Linked DNA regions of Homo sapiens: region 2 is linked to region 1. Evidence: read pairs that join two places in POLR2A ChIA-PET (ENCODE). Cell type or tissue: OCI-LY7. All regions are shown on one strand. Each heading gives the region's core, and the rest is flanking DNA. Links, peaks and the distances in the headings are about the cores only. Region 1 overlaps SOBP (sine oculis binding protein homolog). Region 2 has its middle 130 kb from the start of SCML4.

Region 1 (8,337 bases), core at 164-8,163:
TTCAAAAATCCAAGTAATTCATTTAGAGTTTGGCTGACTCCTCCTGAAGAGACCCTTGAGGAACATAAACAACTGAAGACAAGGAATAAAGCCCAGCCTTGGATTAAGAACCTGGGGAAGGAGTGGATGATATTCCTCAGGGTAGAGAAATTAATAGTGTACCATCCCAGGGGTTTATATTAGGAGTAGTGTCACTTGGTAATACTGATGGCTTATTTGGCAGTAGATGACAGGAAGGAGGTAGCATTCACTACTTTCTCTTAGTTGCTTTCATTTGAAAAACCACAGAGAATTACCCTCCGCCCAAAAAGAAACCCTTACAAATATATACATATAATGAGGTAACCTGACATCAGATGCAATTCCATTCACTCAGCCATCAGCGAGCACAAGGGAACAAAACGTTTTAATCCTCACGTCCCTGATATGGGCTGACTCTCAGCATCCCCAGAGAGGAGAACTTGGTCCCATCTGTAGGGGGCTCATTGTGTTACCTGCCTAGAGTAAAAAAATTAACGTTTAAATGTTTGACTGCATTAAAGACAATTTTTAAAAGCAGACAAAAGTACGTCAAACAATATGCTGATAATCAAGCTATGTCCCTTCTCACAGGAAATGTGTAGTTCATTCTTCTTGAACCTGATTTTTATAAAAGGCTAACGCTGAACTTTAAAAGAGTTGACACAGAGGATTAAATGTGTTTTTATTATACTGCAGGCTATACAAATATGGGATACAAAAGCCTGAAAAGGTATATTGTTGAGGACAAAAGAACTAATAATAAAACTAAAGAATTGGTAAATGTAAATGTAATCAAAATGTACTCAGCCTCTTAACACTCAGGGGTAACCTTTGCAGTTGGCCACAATGGGGAAAGACTAGGTCAGACTCCATGGCAGATGGTTTAATACATAGTACATACATTAATCCACGGAGGCAGCCCTGGAAATGCAAGCAGGTTGTTAATGATCATGGATAGTAGTTGTGAGCTGTTCCTGGTCTTGCAGTTAAGTGTTCAGATGTCATGCTTCGGGGTCCAAGTTGATGGGTTTCTGGGTTGGGAAAACATTTTCCCCCTTCTATTGCACTGCACAGCTGATAAGGCATGCTTCAGGGAAGGAGTGATTTAGACTACTGCAGGTGAATGGAAGGGAGAGAAGGTAGACTTACAACCCAGTCCCATGATTTAGTTTGATGACTTTTTACTTCTAGTTAAAGTGGTACCATTGAGAGTTCATTGAGTATGAGGGATTTGTGAATCAAATGTAAAGGAGCAGACACCACTGCTGTAAATCTAATAGAACTTCAAATCTGACATCAAGTCAATACTGCTTACCAACAACAACAAAAGGAATCCCCAATCTCATGGCCTACTGGCACCAGAGAAAACCATGTACCAATAATATAATTTTCTTTTTCTGTTTTCTTTTTGTTTTTTTTTTTTTGAGACAGAGTCTTGCTCTGTTGCCCACGCTGGAGTGCAGTGGCGTGATCTTGGCTCACTGCAAGTTCCACCTCCTGGGTTCCTGCCTCAGCCTCCCGAGCAGCTGGGACTACAGGCGCCCGCCACCATGCCTGGCTAATTTTTTGTATTTTTAGTAGAGACAGGGTTTCATTGTGTTAGCCAGGATGGTCTCCATCTCCTGACCTCGTGATGCGCCCGCCTTGGCCTCCCAAAGTGCTGGGATTACAGGCGTGAGCCACCGCGCCCAGCCAACCTATAATATAATTTTCAACGTTCTTTATCATGAATTGTTTAATAAGTAGAAAAGAATATTGACCTCCCAAATTTCAGCACAATCAAAGTTGACTTAAATAGTGAATTAAGGGCTGGGTGCAGAGGCTCACATCTGTAACACCAGCACTTTGGGAGGCTGAGGTGGGAGGATCACTTGAGGCCAGGAGTTCGTGACCAGCCTGGACAACATAGCAAGACTCTGTTTCTACAAAATATAAAAAAAATCACCCAGGTGTGATGGTGAACACCTGTAGTCTCAGCTGCTAGGGAGGCTGAGGTAGGAGAATTGTTTGAGCCAGGAGTTTGAGGTTGCAGTGAGCTGTGATTGTGCTACTGCACTCCAGCCTGGGTGACAGAGCAAGACCTTATTTCTAAAAAATAAATAAATAAATAAATAAATTGAATTAAAAACAGATAAACCGGCCGGGCGCAGTGGCTCAAGCCTGTAATCCCAGCACTTTGGGGGGCCGAGGCGGGCAGATCATGAGTTCAGGAGATCGAGACCATCTGGCTAACATGGTTAAACCCTGTCTCTACTAAAAATACAAAAAAATTAGCTGGGCATGATGGCAGGTGCCTGTAGTCCCAGCTACTCGGGAAGCTGAGGCAGGAGAATGGCATGAACCCGGGAGGCGGAGCTTGCAGGGAGCCAAGATCGCACCACAGCACTCCAATCTGGGCAACAGAGCGAGACTTCATCTCAAAAACAAACAAACAAACAACAACAACAAAAAAAAACAGATAAATCCAGAGAATTAATTATAAAGAGGCATACTCCCAAGCCCTATACTGGGGTGGAGCTCATGGAAGTTATTTGTATTATTGAAGCACAAATTGATTATAGAAGCTTAAATCAAAATAACCAGAATTAAATAGAAACTCAGGAAAAAAAAAACCCTAGATGCCTTATGGGGTTTCATTTAGGGTGTCATTTTGCATTAAATGCGATGAAAGAAGAAAGTTAAAGTGCCCCAGAGTAAATGGAGTTAGAACTTTATATTTCCTTTCCCCCAGAAGTACAGCTCCCCTCCTCATTCAAGCCCTTTTGCTCATTTTTTTTTTACATTTCTAATGTAGTCATTTAGTACTTAGTAAGTATCAGTTAATTTTTAATTTTTTATGATCATATAATTCAGCTCTGGATAAGGAGATGTTTGATGTTCCATGGCCTAGATATTTGGCTAAATATTTGATCAGGGGCAAGTAAAGGTGATATAGACCTCAATTTCTTTCTCCCTATGTGTGTAGGGAGATGGGGTGATGTACTGGAGAAAACCTATGTCAAAACAACCGTGATAGTTAACCCCTATCACCTGCACTCTCCAGGGATGTCCAGGGGCCTGGTAAGGTATGGTCATGTTACTCTAACCCAGCTGTGCATGGGAGGAGACATGGAGAGATGGGCCTTACTCATTCCTGGGAAGCCTGGCACCCATGGGGTCCCTCCTCTCCACACCTGGAAGGCCAGTGGGGACAGGAAGGAAGTTGGCAGCTTCCATTTTGGTCTTGAGTCCTAAAGCTGAAATAATCCTTTCTGTCACTCAGCCCCCTTGCAGGGCAGCTGCTAACAGGAACAGTTGACCCACACTCGGCTTGGACCAGGATACTGGAATAGTGTGGGTAGTGAAAGGCCAGAGAGAAGCATAAGAATGCATATTTGGGTACAGACTGGTGTCTGTAAAACAAGCACATGAATCTGCAACTCAGTGAGGTCCTCAGAGGATGGAACTTGTCTCAGGGCTGGGTGCCGTGGAAATTAGACATCTGAGACGTGGTTTCTGCTCAGAAGAGTGTCTGTTTGAGCGTGTGAATTGTCCTGTGCTTGTGTGGAAGTTGACTTCACGCCACACATTTATCCACTTACGCATTTATTCAACAAGCAATATTGAGCATCCGCAGTATGAAGGGCATTGTTCTGTGGCTGGGGATACAAAGATAAATAAAGAGAGGTCCTTGCCTCTGAGGCTCTCACAGTTGAATGGGGAGAGCAACCAGTAAACAAATGACATGATGTGAGGCATGCTGGAACTGATGCGGGTAAGAAGAACCCGGGCACCACAGGGTGACTTACCCAGCCCAGAGGCCAGGCTCTATGCATGAGTGAGCACATGCTAATTTAGAGACCAAAATATAGATTCAGGAAATGGGATGGATAGAAAAAAGGACGGTGAGGCTCAAAAAAGATGTGAGTCAGGAATGAGAGCGCCACATGTCACACATTAAAAAACCAATGCATAACCCTTACTGTCATTCCCATGTTGTGCTTTAACATTTTAAAATATCACGGACTTTGTAGGAATGCTTGAAACAATACTACATAACTTAAAAAATGGATTTTTGACATCATTTTGCCCTTGGGATGTTTTATGAAGAAGTCTTCAGGAGATAAAGGAGGCAAAGAAGCAGAGAATCTAACAGACAGGGCTCAGGGCTCATGGATAAAGTAATGCAGAGACTGACAGGCACGTGAAGAGTTTAATATGTGTCTGCACATTTCCTGAACTGTGCAACCTTAAAGTGGTGGTAGAAAACTTCTCCAACATCCTCCTCCTACGGCCGAGAAAACTGTGGCCCTGAGAAGTTAAGTGACTTGCAGGGGCCACACATCTAGTGGCGGGGGGTGGTTACCACAACAGATATATCAGCTCTGATGAAGTTTCTAAACTCAGTAACAAGAGGAGGCTGTAATTGCAGTTGCCTGAAGAGCAATAGAAACTGGTCTCCTTTATGATTAGAATATCAGTGTTTAGTAAGTGTACATAATAACTTTGTAAAATGGCTTAGTATGCTATTTTTCAAGCTTTTATTTATTATGAACCAGTAGTAAAAAATTTGTTTTATAATTTAGTACGCACACACACACAAACTCATAACCAGTTTCACAGAATCTAAGTCACTTTGATGATGGCGTTTTCTTGATTTTGCCAGAAGGTATCAATGAAGATTTTCATACAATTATGTCACAGCTACAACCTGGCTAAAAACAAGGGCAAAATGAATCATGATTTCAGAAGTGTTAAAATGTGAAAAATATCTGGGTTTTAGAATACGCAAAACAGGGCATATGTATTTAAAACTGAAATAAAAATTTCATGAAATAATACCATACTTATTTTCCTGTGTGATCCACTCTGATATTTTCTGTTTTATTTCATTTAAAAAATTGTTGATTGGGGCTGGGCGCAGTGGCTCATGCCTGTAATCCCAGCACTTTGGGAGGCTGAAGCAGGTGGATCACTTGGGGTCAGGAGTTCGATACCAGCCTCAACAACATGGTGAAACCTCATCTCTACTAAATATACAAAAATTAGCTGGGCATGGTGGTGCACACCTGTAATCCCAGCTACTTGGGAGGCTGAGGCAGGAGAATCGCTTGAACCCAGGAGGTGGAGGTTTCAGTGAGCTGAGATCGCACCACTGCACTCCAGCCTGGGCATCAGAGCAAGACTCCATCTCAACAACAACAACAAAAAAATTGTTGATTGGGACTTACTGATGAGCTGAGAAGCTTGAAAATAGTAGGTAAATAGGTATATTGGTATGAAATGTCATTATCATGGTAGGTTGGGGGCCTTCAATTTCTCACCGTTGGATGGATTCTCTTTGACCTTAACTCTGCAATTTCACCAAGTTAAACCGAGCTATGATCAGTTATGCTCAACTTTCATTGTGGGCTCTCTTAGCAGAGTTATATTTATCACAAAATGGCCAGTGGCTCCTCCATTTATAATTTAAGTATGCATTTGTCTTGATGGAGAACTGCAGGTGATGTGTGTATTGATCAGATAGTAAAAGGGAATGCTCAAATTTTAAGCTGTGCTATATGAAGCTGTTGTATCAGGTGAAAATGAAGCAAAGGAAGTCAGAGGTGAGTTGTTGGGGAGGACCAAGGGTGGGAAAGCCAGGGGAGTGGAGGAAGACCAGACAATGAGGAGGGGCAGCCTCCCAAGAAGCTTCTCACTGTCATTCTGAGCCTGGACCAAAGGGGAGGAGGAGTTGAATGGAGGGATAGACACTCACCATGTTCAGCCTGGTCTTCTCCATTCCAGTCAAATGAGATGAATTCCAGGCCTGTTCCACATAGCTGTGTTGTTAACCATGGCACGAGGCACATCCTTCACAAGGATTGGCCAACATCAGGGGAGTTGATGGGAGAACATCTTGGCTACCAAGTAGAAAGAGTGGCTGACTCTATTTTAAAGTCAGCCACTGATCAGGGGTGGTGGTGTGTACCTGTAGTTCTAGTTACTTAGGAGGCTGAGCAGGGAGGATCACTTGAACCCAGGAGTTAGAAACTGCAGTGAGCTATGATCACACCACTGTACTCCAGCCTGGGAGACAGTGTGAGACCCTGTCTCCATGAATAAATAAATAAATAGTAGACTGATGAAGACATAATAGCTAAGGCTTCCCCATTTAAATAGTTTGGTACTTAAAGCCAGATTAGAGATGGGGTGGGTGTGGAGTGGAGAATAAACCTGAGAACTTATTCATGTAACCAAACACCACCTGTTCCCCAAAAACCTATTGAAATAAATAAATAAATAATAAAAAAGAAAAAGGAAACTATCTGAGCTGGGAGTTTAACTGTTTGAATCATGGCCTTCTTTGATAATCTGAAGAAAGCTTCAGATTGGAGTCTGTCTCCAGGGAATACACATGCACAGAGAATTTCACACATAATTTCATGGGGTTCATGGACTTTCTGAAATCCACTCACGGGCTTATTATTATTTTATTTATTTATTTATTTATTTATTTATTTATTTATTTATTTATTTTGAGACAGAGTCTCACTGTGTCGCCCAGGCCTGAGTGCAGTGGCACGATCTCGGCTCACTGCAACCTCTGCCTCCTGGGCTCAAGTGATTCTCCTGCCTCAGCGTCCCAAGTAGCTGGGACTACAGGTGCACGCCACTACACCTGGCTAATTTTTTTTTTTTTTGAGATGGAGTCTCCCTCTGTCGCCCAGGCTGGAGTGCAGTGGTCTCGGCTTACTGCAACCTCCGCCTCCCCAGTTCAAGCGATTCTCTGCCTCAGCCTCCCAAGTAGCTGGGATTATAGGCGCCCGCCACCATGCCTGGCTAATTTTTTTGTATTTTTAGTAGAGACAGGGTTTCACCATCTTGGCCAGGCTGGTCTTGAACTCCTGACCTCGTGATCCACCCGCCTTGGCCTCCCAAAGTGCTGGGATTACAGGTGTGAGCCACTGTGCCTGGCCAATTTTTTGTACTTTTAGTAGAGACGAGGTTTTGCTGTGTTGGCCAGACTGGTCTTGAACTCCTGGTCTCAGGTCATCTGCCTGCCTCAGGTGTGGGCTTTTTGAATTCTGGTTTAGAGTTCTATATAATGTAACATGCATTAGACATGAGAGAATTCAGCTCCCATCTTCTCTTCTACAAACAAGGTTTCTTCCCTTAAGCCAGAGATAGAAGATGGAAGGTTTTCTGACATGTGCAGCCTAGAATGGAGGTTGGGACAGGTGGAGGTGAGCTGTAAATCCACCAGCATGAGGGACAGCGTGGCCAGACTGGGGTTTGACTTGTACTGCCTGGTATGCCTCCCAGCAGATTTTTTGAGTAACCCTCCAGTAATAAACTTTACAGTATTAGGGAAAAGGGCATTTGGCCTGAGAGCTAGAGATGATGCTCCTTCCAGGATGTAGGCCTTGAGAAACAAGTGACAGAGTTTTTCTGCAGTTTGTCCAGTACTTAGAGCAATCCCAGACCTCTCAAAATGGATGGCTTTAAAGTCACAAAACTGGTGATGTTAAGGAGAGCTTCTTCCATTTGCATTACAGAGACTTGATGGATGTGGGGAAGCTCTAGTCGTGGTAAGATGTTGGATTAAATAATCTTGCTGCCTGGATGCCCTGTCAGATGCAGCGTAATACTTAACAGAACTCCTTACTCCCTGCCACCTCTGAAAGGAATTTAAACTGTCAGCCCATTAAGTGTTCATCTCTAATGTGAAATTTCTAGATGAAGGCAATTTAGCTTAATTTGCCAAGACATCTCTTCATGTCTGGGAGGGCTGCTGGGGGAAGTAGAGCTGGAATCCATTGGAGCCACCAATCTGCAGAAGTCTAGAACACAAAGGACACAGAGTGGGTTTGGTGGGTCATTGTGGCATTTGTCAAGGAAAAGCAACATTGCCCTCTAAATGACTCCCACTTCTGTTCTGGAAAAAACGCATCATCATTCATGCCACCATCCCAATAGACATAGGAAGCAATTTCTCTTCAGGTTTTGAGATGGTGCAAGCATTGACTTTTCTTTCTACAGAGGGCTGGGATGGGGGGTGGGAGGTGGTGGAGAAACTGTTATTCTGTGAGCCTGGCTGGGTCTGCAGATGGAAGGCCTTGTTCAAGTACAGCAGCATCCTTGTGCTGCAGTTAGTGGTTTTACATTTTTTAAAATCCCCTTCTGAGGGAAATCTGTGATTACATTTTTTTCTCTGCACAGGTGCTAGAATGCATTGCGCAAACACAAACATCCCACTTCATGAGAAAATTTGGAAGTCATTTTCCTTCCATCTGTCTGAAGTAGACTGTGCTCTAAAACTGGCCATCCACCCACCCGTTCTCCCACGCACCTTCT
Region 2 (8,337 bases), core at 161-8,160, 150 kb after region 1:
TCAGCCTGGAGAGAAAGAACGTGTAATTTGCAGCTTTTGCTCAGAGTGATAACCTTATTAAGTAACGGGATTCGCTGATTAACTGCTGCTAACAAAACATTGTTGCCAAACCTGATAGTCTGAAACCGGCAACAGAGCTACTGTCAGAACCACTTCTCCATCCCACCAACCCTGTGGGGATTTTACAGAGATATTTCTCATTTAAATAACCTTCACCTTTCAGTATTTTTTATTGCTTCCACTAATAGGCTAACAATAAGTTAGGAGCCACTCCTAGATGGATGTCGAATCAACCTTGGTGAAGAGTTCAAGGAGAAAAGCAATTCTACTTAAAAAATGATTTTTTAATGAAAGGGGTAATGGGAAACTGTGTGAGTTCATTGAGCACTAGAATGAATGGAAGTTCTTAGTCAGAGATCAGAAGGCAGGATCCGGCCATGCTCAACATATGTGATGGCACTTTAAATTTCTAGAATGGAGCAATATCTCTTTCACAGTGATTCACATAGTATGTGGGAAATTTTCTTTTCCCGTAACTTGCCTAAGAAAATCAACTCCATTCCGGTCTTAAGAAATACTTTACTACTTAGATAATCAGGAGAGAGACCCCTGAGGTAGATCATCTTGGTCTTAGCTATATATCTCCTGTAATTCCTCTCTTCCCCACAGAGCCCCAGTGAGTCCCACCAGCTCAGGACTCTCAAGGTCATGAGTCTAGTCATAAACGGCCTGTTCTGCAGCTAAGTCATAGACCCAGGGGCTATCAGAGCAGGCCAGGGTGGGGCTGCGGAACATGGACCTTGTCTAGTCCAACTCCCTGGGGTCTGGAAAGGTGAACTGACTTGCCCAAAGCCCTCATCTTGTCAGTGGGAAAGCCAGGATTAAATCTGGGCTTGTGGCTTCCGGTCCAGTCTGTCTTCTGGCTTGTGAGAAACAGGGAGTGAGGGGGGCAGTGCGCGTGCATAGGCACATTCCCATGTGCACACACCTGTACATCAGCTTTGAGCCTCATGCTGATCCCGTCTCTTCATGATGTCTAACCATCCACACGGCACGACTGTTTTCCCAAGGCAAGATGCTTCCCTCCTTCTTTTCTTTTTTTCTTTTTTTTTTTTTTTTTGAGATGGAGTCTTACTCTGTCCCACAGGCTGGAGTGCAGTGGCACGATCTCAGCTCACTGCAACCTATGCCTCCTGGGTTCAAGCAATTCTCCTGCCTCAGCCTCCCGAGTAGCTGGGACTACAGGTGTCTGCCACCGCACCCAGGTAATTTTTGTATCCTTAGTAGAAGACAGGGTTTCACCATGCTGGCCAGGATGGTCTCGATCTCTTGACCTCATGATCCACCCGCCTTGGCCTCCCAAAGTGCTGGGATCACAGGCGTGAACCACCGTGCCCAGCCGCTTCTCTCCTTCTTTTCTAGGCCTGAAAGTGTTCAGGTGTTCAGGTGGCCAAATCGGTGTTCAGATTTGACAGAAAAAATAACATTTATGTCAGGATTTCTTCCTTGCCTGGATCATTTATAGGTAGGATACTATTGTTTGTACAACTATAATGAGAAAAAACTAGTAAAAGAAGCTGGGTTTTGAGAGCTTGTGTCTAAATATTGGAGGAGAGCAGTCTCAGAGAAGGCACCCTTAAATCTGGGTGAGAGAGGGCACTTGTAGGTGTATTTTCTTGTGTTGGCTCAGAGACTTAGACTTCTTGGATGTATGAGAGAGGTCATTCAGTGTGGACCCGTGCTGGGGGAGAGAGGATGGATATGAGCTTGGAAATCGTTTTGTTCAAGGCGGGGCAAGTAGCAAGATTAAAATTTTTAGTCTGTTAAGTTGTAAGCAAACCAAGGGCAGATGATGAGAGAAGGCTTTGGAGGCCTGCACCCCAACACTCCCTAAGTCTGGCCTTCCTTGCTGGCCTCACCCAGCCATAGAGGACACTGATATGGGAGGATTACCTCCTTTAACCCCCTGAATTGCTTTCATTGAGAACCACGTTGCCTTTGCCAATGATCATTGCTAAGCATTAGGACAGGGTAGAGGCCTCTGGGTAGGAAATTGGCAGGTCAGGGTTGGGGTTGGATCAAAATCCAGAAGGAATCATGATCCTCAAACTAGAGCCACAACCAACCGACAGGAGTAGACTCCCCTGCAGTAGGACTCCAGATTCTGCAGACACTGTCTGAGGGCCTTTGACAAGCACTGTAATTTATTTTAATCCTCTCACTAACAGAGAAGGGAGGCCCTTTTGTCTCTGATTACTGACCAAGAAGGAGACTGTGTTAACCATTCTTGCATTGGTATAAAGAAATACCCAAGACTGGGTCATTTATGAAGAAAACAGGTCTAATTTGCTCACTGTTCTGCAGGCTGTACAAGAAGCATGGCGCTGACATCTGCTCAGCTTCTGGGGAGGCCTCAGGGAGCTTCTACTCTTGGCAGAAGATAAAGAGGGAGCTTGCACATCACACGGCAGGAGCAGGAGCAAGAGAGGGTGGGAGGTGCCACACACTTTTAAGCAATCAGATCTTGTGTGAACTCACTCATAGCTAAGGGGATGGTGCTAATCCATTCATGAAGGATCCACCCCCATGACCCAAACACTTCCCACCAGAGCCTACCTCCTACACTGGGGATTACATTTCAACATAAGATTTAGTGGGGACACAGTTCTAAACCATATCAGAGACCCTAGAGGAGAGACTGGCCCAAGATGACCCTGGGTGGACACTCCTCTGGGGACTCTGATCAAATCTCACATTTCTTCCCTGCACCAGACCGCCCCTTTGTGGTCATAGGAAGGTCAGGGGGACAGAGTAAGCTTCTTAGAGAACCCTGGCCTCCTGTAATAAGTCTCTCCAGGCCGAGTGCAGTGTCTCGCACCTGTAATCCCAGCACTCTGGGAAGCTGAGGAGGGCAGATTGCTGGAAACCAGGAGTTCAAGACCAGCTTGGGCAACATGGCGAAACCTTGTCTCTACAAAAAATACACAGCTTAGCCAGGCGTGGTGGTGTGCACCTATAGTCCTAGCTACTTGGGAGGCTGAGGCACAAGGATTCCTTGAGCCCAGGAGGTTGAAGCCACAGGGAGCTGTGTTTGCACCACTGCACTCCAGCCGGGGCGACAGAGTGAGTCCCTGTCTCAAAAAAAAAAAAAAAAAAAAAAAAAGTCTCTCCTGAGCCAGTGTGGGAGCTGAGCTGGCTGCCCTGAAGTGCAGCAGGTCTCCAGGTGACAGGGGCCTTCCAGGCAGCAGTGAATCAGCCCTTGTGGCTTCAGTAGTCTAAGGACCACCTTGAAAAGGCTTATCCTTGCTCTCTACCTGTGGGAACCAGTCCTAATGAAATAGTAATCAACATAGAAAAGTTGATCAGATAAAATATATACAGGCTCACATAAATTTTATTCTTTATTTAAAATACAGAAATACTTTTTACAGCATGAACAGAAAGTACTACATTGTGTTGAAATCTTAAGATTTAGAAATCTCACTGAATCATACACAGGCCCATGATGCACTGTACTAGAAAAAAAAGCTGTATCAAAAATGAAAACAAACAAACAAAAACCACCTCAAACTATTAAAATCATTAAGGCCAGTAGTGGTTGTTTAATTAAATTGTACATACCTGACTGTGGTGTACATACCAATCACTGTTTAAGAGAATACATTAAAAACAGAAAAATTGACCTCTAAATAATGAACTAATAGCCCTCCTGCAAAAGTTACAAACAATAACAGGCTTTGAAAGATTCAAAGCACATTTTGATGTAGTGTCTTATATATAATGGTCAATTTATGAAAACACTGTATATGATAAAAATAAGTACATCCAACTCACTCCTAAGTAACACGCTACACTTACAGCCTGCTTATGACAAATGAGAGATCTGTAAATATATGCAGTAAGAATACACGTGGGTTCATACTCAGATAATGTATCTGTATGCACAGTATGTGATGAAATTAAACTAGAGGATAAATAACTTTAATAAACTCTACATTTTGAGGCGCATGGGGAATAAAATTCATGTTGTTTCTAAGTTATAGACACAGCATATTTTTTTTCCTATCTCGGTACCTTAGTGTAATGCCAATTTGCATTTAACCTAGTTATCTTATGTTTGCATGCTTTGCAAACTAAATTACAGAACCAAATTGCCTATTACAATTTCCCATTATGTAACACAATTACATAGGAACACTTTGAGGTGAAAGGATTGTCCCAGTATTAGGAAACACTGATTTCAGCATGCTTGCAAAGAGCAAAGATTAAGGAGAGGCTGTTTCCTCAGGTAACAGGTTTTACCGCTGTCTCTCTCCAATGTAAATGCCACTCACCATTACAATGAGCTATATTCACTAATGTCTAGTCTGCAAAATTAGATCCACTGGTTTTGTTTTGTTTTGTAAAGAAGCTAGGACCTAAAATTACACCACTTCCTAAGCTGAAAGTTTCTGTCTCCCCGAGCACTTCCAAGTAAAAGATGGAGTTGAACTAATGTTCCAAGATTCCATTACGTTCATAAGAAATGAAAGCACAATGAATTTTCATACAATTAGAATATCTGCAGTACATACGCCGAGTCCTTCTTGCACACGTGCCTCAGCACAAGCAAATGATGTGCAAACTTTCACTAATGACCTTTCTCTTAAGTTTGCAAACCCAATCGAAATACACATGAACATGCACGCACACCCCCTCTAAAAATCCTTAATTAGAAGGGAGGAAATACTGTCTCAGTAGAGAAGAGGGAAGGTAGTCAACCCTGTTTTTATCTTCCCAGGATAAGGAGATGACCTATTTGCACCCTTGGTTTCTGGCTGTTTCATGCAGTGTGCGAGTAAAGTAAGACGTTTTACCAGGGAAAAGGTGCAGCTGCCGCTCTCCCAGATGCGGCGAGATCGGGAAGCCTCCCGAGTGGGTATATGGGGTACGGAAGTAGCATAAACAGGTGGAAACATGAGATTAACTAAGGCTGAGTTGAAAGAAAGATTCTGAAAATAAGCCCATCAACTTACAAAACCAAAGACATAACATTTCGGTCATCGTCATTCTACCTCACAAGCTTAGGGAACATGGATTTCACTAACTCATGGGCCCTCATTTGTTAGCAGGAGTCTTGTTGGATAATGACAGCCTAGCGTAGCTAGTAAAACACACCTTTTGGCCCCATGAAGGGAGAAGATTCATGGTGTTACAGTCATACTTCATTAACACAAAGTTTTCACTGTTAGTGAAAAAAAAATAGCAGCAAGACAATTATGATAAAATGATTTTATTCAATCAGTTTAGTTTTCTTGCATGTGAATAGAATGAAAAGCAAATTTATCCACAAATGTATTTAAAGTATAAAATTTTTATGTTAATGAAATTACTTCTAGGTATATACAGTAGAGAAATAATCTAATCAACAGATATCTGTAACATGGAAATATTTGCTCTATAAAGCAAATGATATTTCATATTTTCTTGAGGATAAAATGAGAGGAGTTCTTCTATTTAAATCCCCAAGTGATCAAAGATATAGCTAGAAGATGACAGAAAATTAAATATTATGGCTTAGAACACAATGAATAATAAAAGAAATCAAACTCCCTCAAAGTCTCTCACACTTGGACAGAAATACTTTCAGTTCCTGAGGAGGAAACATGTTTGACTTCTAGAAAGACCTCGAGGTGTGCAATTGTGCTGTAGAAAGGCCAGGAATGGAAACATTTTTTTTCCAGAGCTGTGCTGCCTTTCTCCTCCCTCTAAACCACATTTTCTTTTGGGAAATATGTCATCATCTTTCCCTACTCAGACACAAGCCACTTAATATTGCATACGTCTCAGTAGTCTTATAAATGTCCAAAAACAATACCTCACCCCAGAAATACTTCCGATGTAGTTCATTGTCCTTCATTTTTCATGCTGGCTGGACCCTCCTCACTTACACACAAGGCTCTGGCCCGGCTTTGGTCATGAGGCTGTACAGTCAGTGCTAACTGGGTCTGGACAACGTTCTGTGTTCTATAAAGAACTTTGGCATTATCTGAATTGCTGCTGGATTGCAGAGTGACTCCGTGCATGTTGCAGGACGGTGGGAGAAGCAGCTTGTGATTCTCAAGAGGTACATCGAATTGGCACCAGGTCACTTAACCTTCAGGGCTGAATGAAGAGGGACAGCTAGTGAGAAGGGCATTGTGCTTGATGAAGATTCAAGAGGCCTCTCGGTGGTACATCAGGGTGAGTCACAGGATGAAACATTCAGAAGGGCAGAGACTCTCATTCCCAACCTCAGGCATCGAGCTGAGAGGGCTAGACCTTGAGAAATAGAACAAGTGGAGATTGGACAGGAAGTGGGGCAGAGTCAAGGAATGCTGTGGGTGGGTGACAGCTGGGCAGAGGTCAGAACTGCTGGGCCTGGGAGGACAGAGTTGGCTTATTCTTATTTCTTTCTCTACCCCGTCTCCATCCCCAAGGCATTTGAGCTAGTGGAATGAAGAAAGACAGAAAAGAAAACAAACCAGCAAAAAAACATGGAGGCAGGAAGAAAGAATAGAATGAGAAGTAAAAAACGAGTGGGAAAGAATGGTCAAGTGGTGCTTACATGGCCTTGAGAAGTTCTGGGCTCATGAGGGAAGAGGATCAAAAAATATCTAGATGAGGTTGCAAAGGAGGAGAGGCAGGAGCCAGCAGCCATGAAACAAAAGAGATGAGCCAACAGCCCATAACCATTACGGCAGCACAGCCCCACTGGCCTTGGCCAAAGTAACTGAGCTGGAAATGCTTTCAAAGGTCATGTGGATGACTCCCCTCCTTTTCCAGATAAGGAGATGGAGGTATGGGGGGAGGTGACTTGGAGAGCTTGTTTCTTGCACACCGTACCATGCTCTGCCCCCCACAGAGCAATGTGGAACCCACGGGGGAGAAGGTTCTACTCTGGAGGGGAGCCGTCCAGATGTCCCCCAAGACCTCTTTTCCCCAACTCTAGGATTCTACGGTTCTACATGTGAGGGTGGTCTCTGTATATTTGCGAACACTCACAATATCCTCAGCTTACCGTGCCTAAGGATATAGCAGTAACATTACTTTAAAATGAATATGTTGAACGTTATACATCCAAATACTGTTGTCCTTCAAAGTAGTCCGTACATTGCAGCTCCTTATTCTAACACCTGCCTAATATATTTAAGTTAACCAGTGAATTGTGGCTGTTATTGTTCAAACTATTTGTACCAAGTAAGGAAACACGCAAGGAAAAGACAAACGAATGTGTGTGAAAACACATGATTTGAAACCTGAAACTGATTACCCATGTCATGCACCAGGCATGAGCCCAGTGGCTTTGGCTTTCTCCAAAAAGAAAAAAAATCCACCCTCAAGGGATGATGATGGGTTTCCAAGAACACTTTGAAAAGAATGTAGTTGAGGATGCTACATTTATGATAGAGGTAGCCTTCAGTCATACATCATTGCTGTAAAGCGACACCTAGTGAGGCGCTGTTATTTCACAATGAGCTGTTTGGAGAAGCAAGGCTTCGGGTGTATTCTAAAGTTGGAGCCAATGGAAGAGGTTGCTGTTGGCCTGTGCAAGCGCCTAGTGCATGGAACTGACTCTAAGGCTCAGACCACGTGGTCAAGCCCCAGAGCAGGGTAGGGTGGGAAGACAGCTGAGGTATAGGTGGTCTGTGTGGTATATGTAGACCCTTCAAATGGAAAGATGCTGCTGTCCCCACACTGTCTGGCATCACTGTTTAATCACCCGTGTCTCTACTATTCTCGTCCTGCCACTATCAATTCATGGCACAGCACTCTCGGCCGACCTGGGGGAGAACGTCATTCTTAAGCTCTACCTGCCATCGTTTCCTCTGCAGGAAAGCGAGCCCAGTGCTGAGCATGGGGAGAACCTCTGGGCTCTTTATGTAGGATTTGAAGAGCGCAGATCTGAGGCCTCACTTGCGAAAGCACCGTGAAGAAAGCAAATCCTCCTCTAACAGTGTGTTTTTGCCCAGAACTGCTTCTAAGTCGGGGGAATTTCATGAAGCCTGGGAGAGTCACAGTGAGCGTTCTCTCCAGCCCAGCATCTTGGTGAGGCCCATGTGTGATAAGACCACCGAAACCACAAAGGAATTTACCACGGGAAGTGTCCCAGCAGTTGCTTATTAGCATTAGAACAATTACACAAAGTCCATTGTTAGCAGACATGTTTTCATGATCCTTAACTGGTGGCAGTAAATAACAGCCATTCTCTTTCAAGCAAATGCTAGATTTCCAAAAATCCAGCTTCTAATTTTCTGTGCAGGGATCATCTTGGATTAGGACAACCATTGGAGTGGATGATACCCCAGAAGCTGAGGT

What was found. ChIA-PET counts read pairs that join two places held together with the same protein. Peaks named below come from ENCODE experiments on the same cell type or tissue, not always from the same donor. Only the 100,000 strongest peaks of a DNase experiment are listed, where the experiment ranks them.
Region 2: POLR2A ChIA-PET joins it to region 1 with 10 read pairs; 3 of 35 experiments call an interaction of 5 or more read pairs at or near these places.

What each region holds. Positions count from the first base shown.
Region 1 is chr6:107,546,827-107,555,163 of GRCh38, forward strand. The region is part of intron 4 of SOBP (sine oculis binding protein homolog); the gene reads left to right. Among named protein-coding and RNA genes, the nearest start is that of SOBP, 61 kb to the left of the region's middle. In OCI-LY7, for the core only: CTCF peaks have their summits at 4,342 and 4,565; DNase peaks (open chromatin) are centred at 3,255, 3,815 and 4,295; H3K4me3 peaks cover 1,898 bases; H3K27ac peaks cover 2,515 bases.
Region 2 is chr6:107,692,041-107,700,377 of GRCh38, forward strand. No RefSeq gene overlaps it. Among named protein-coding and RNA genes, the nearest start is that of SCML4, 130 kb to the right of the region's middle. In OCI-LY7, for the core only: no CTCF peak of the experiment used is centred there; no DNase peak of the experiment used is centred there.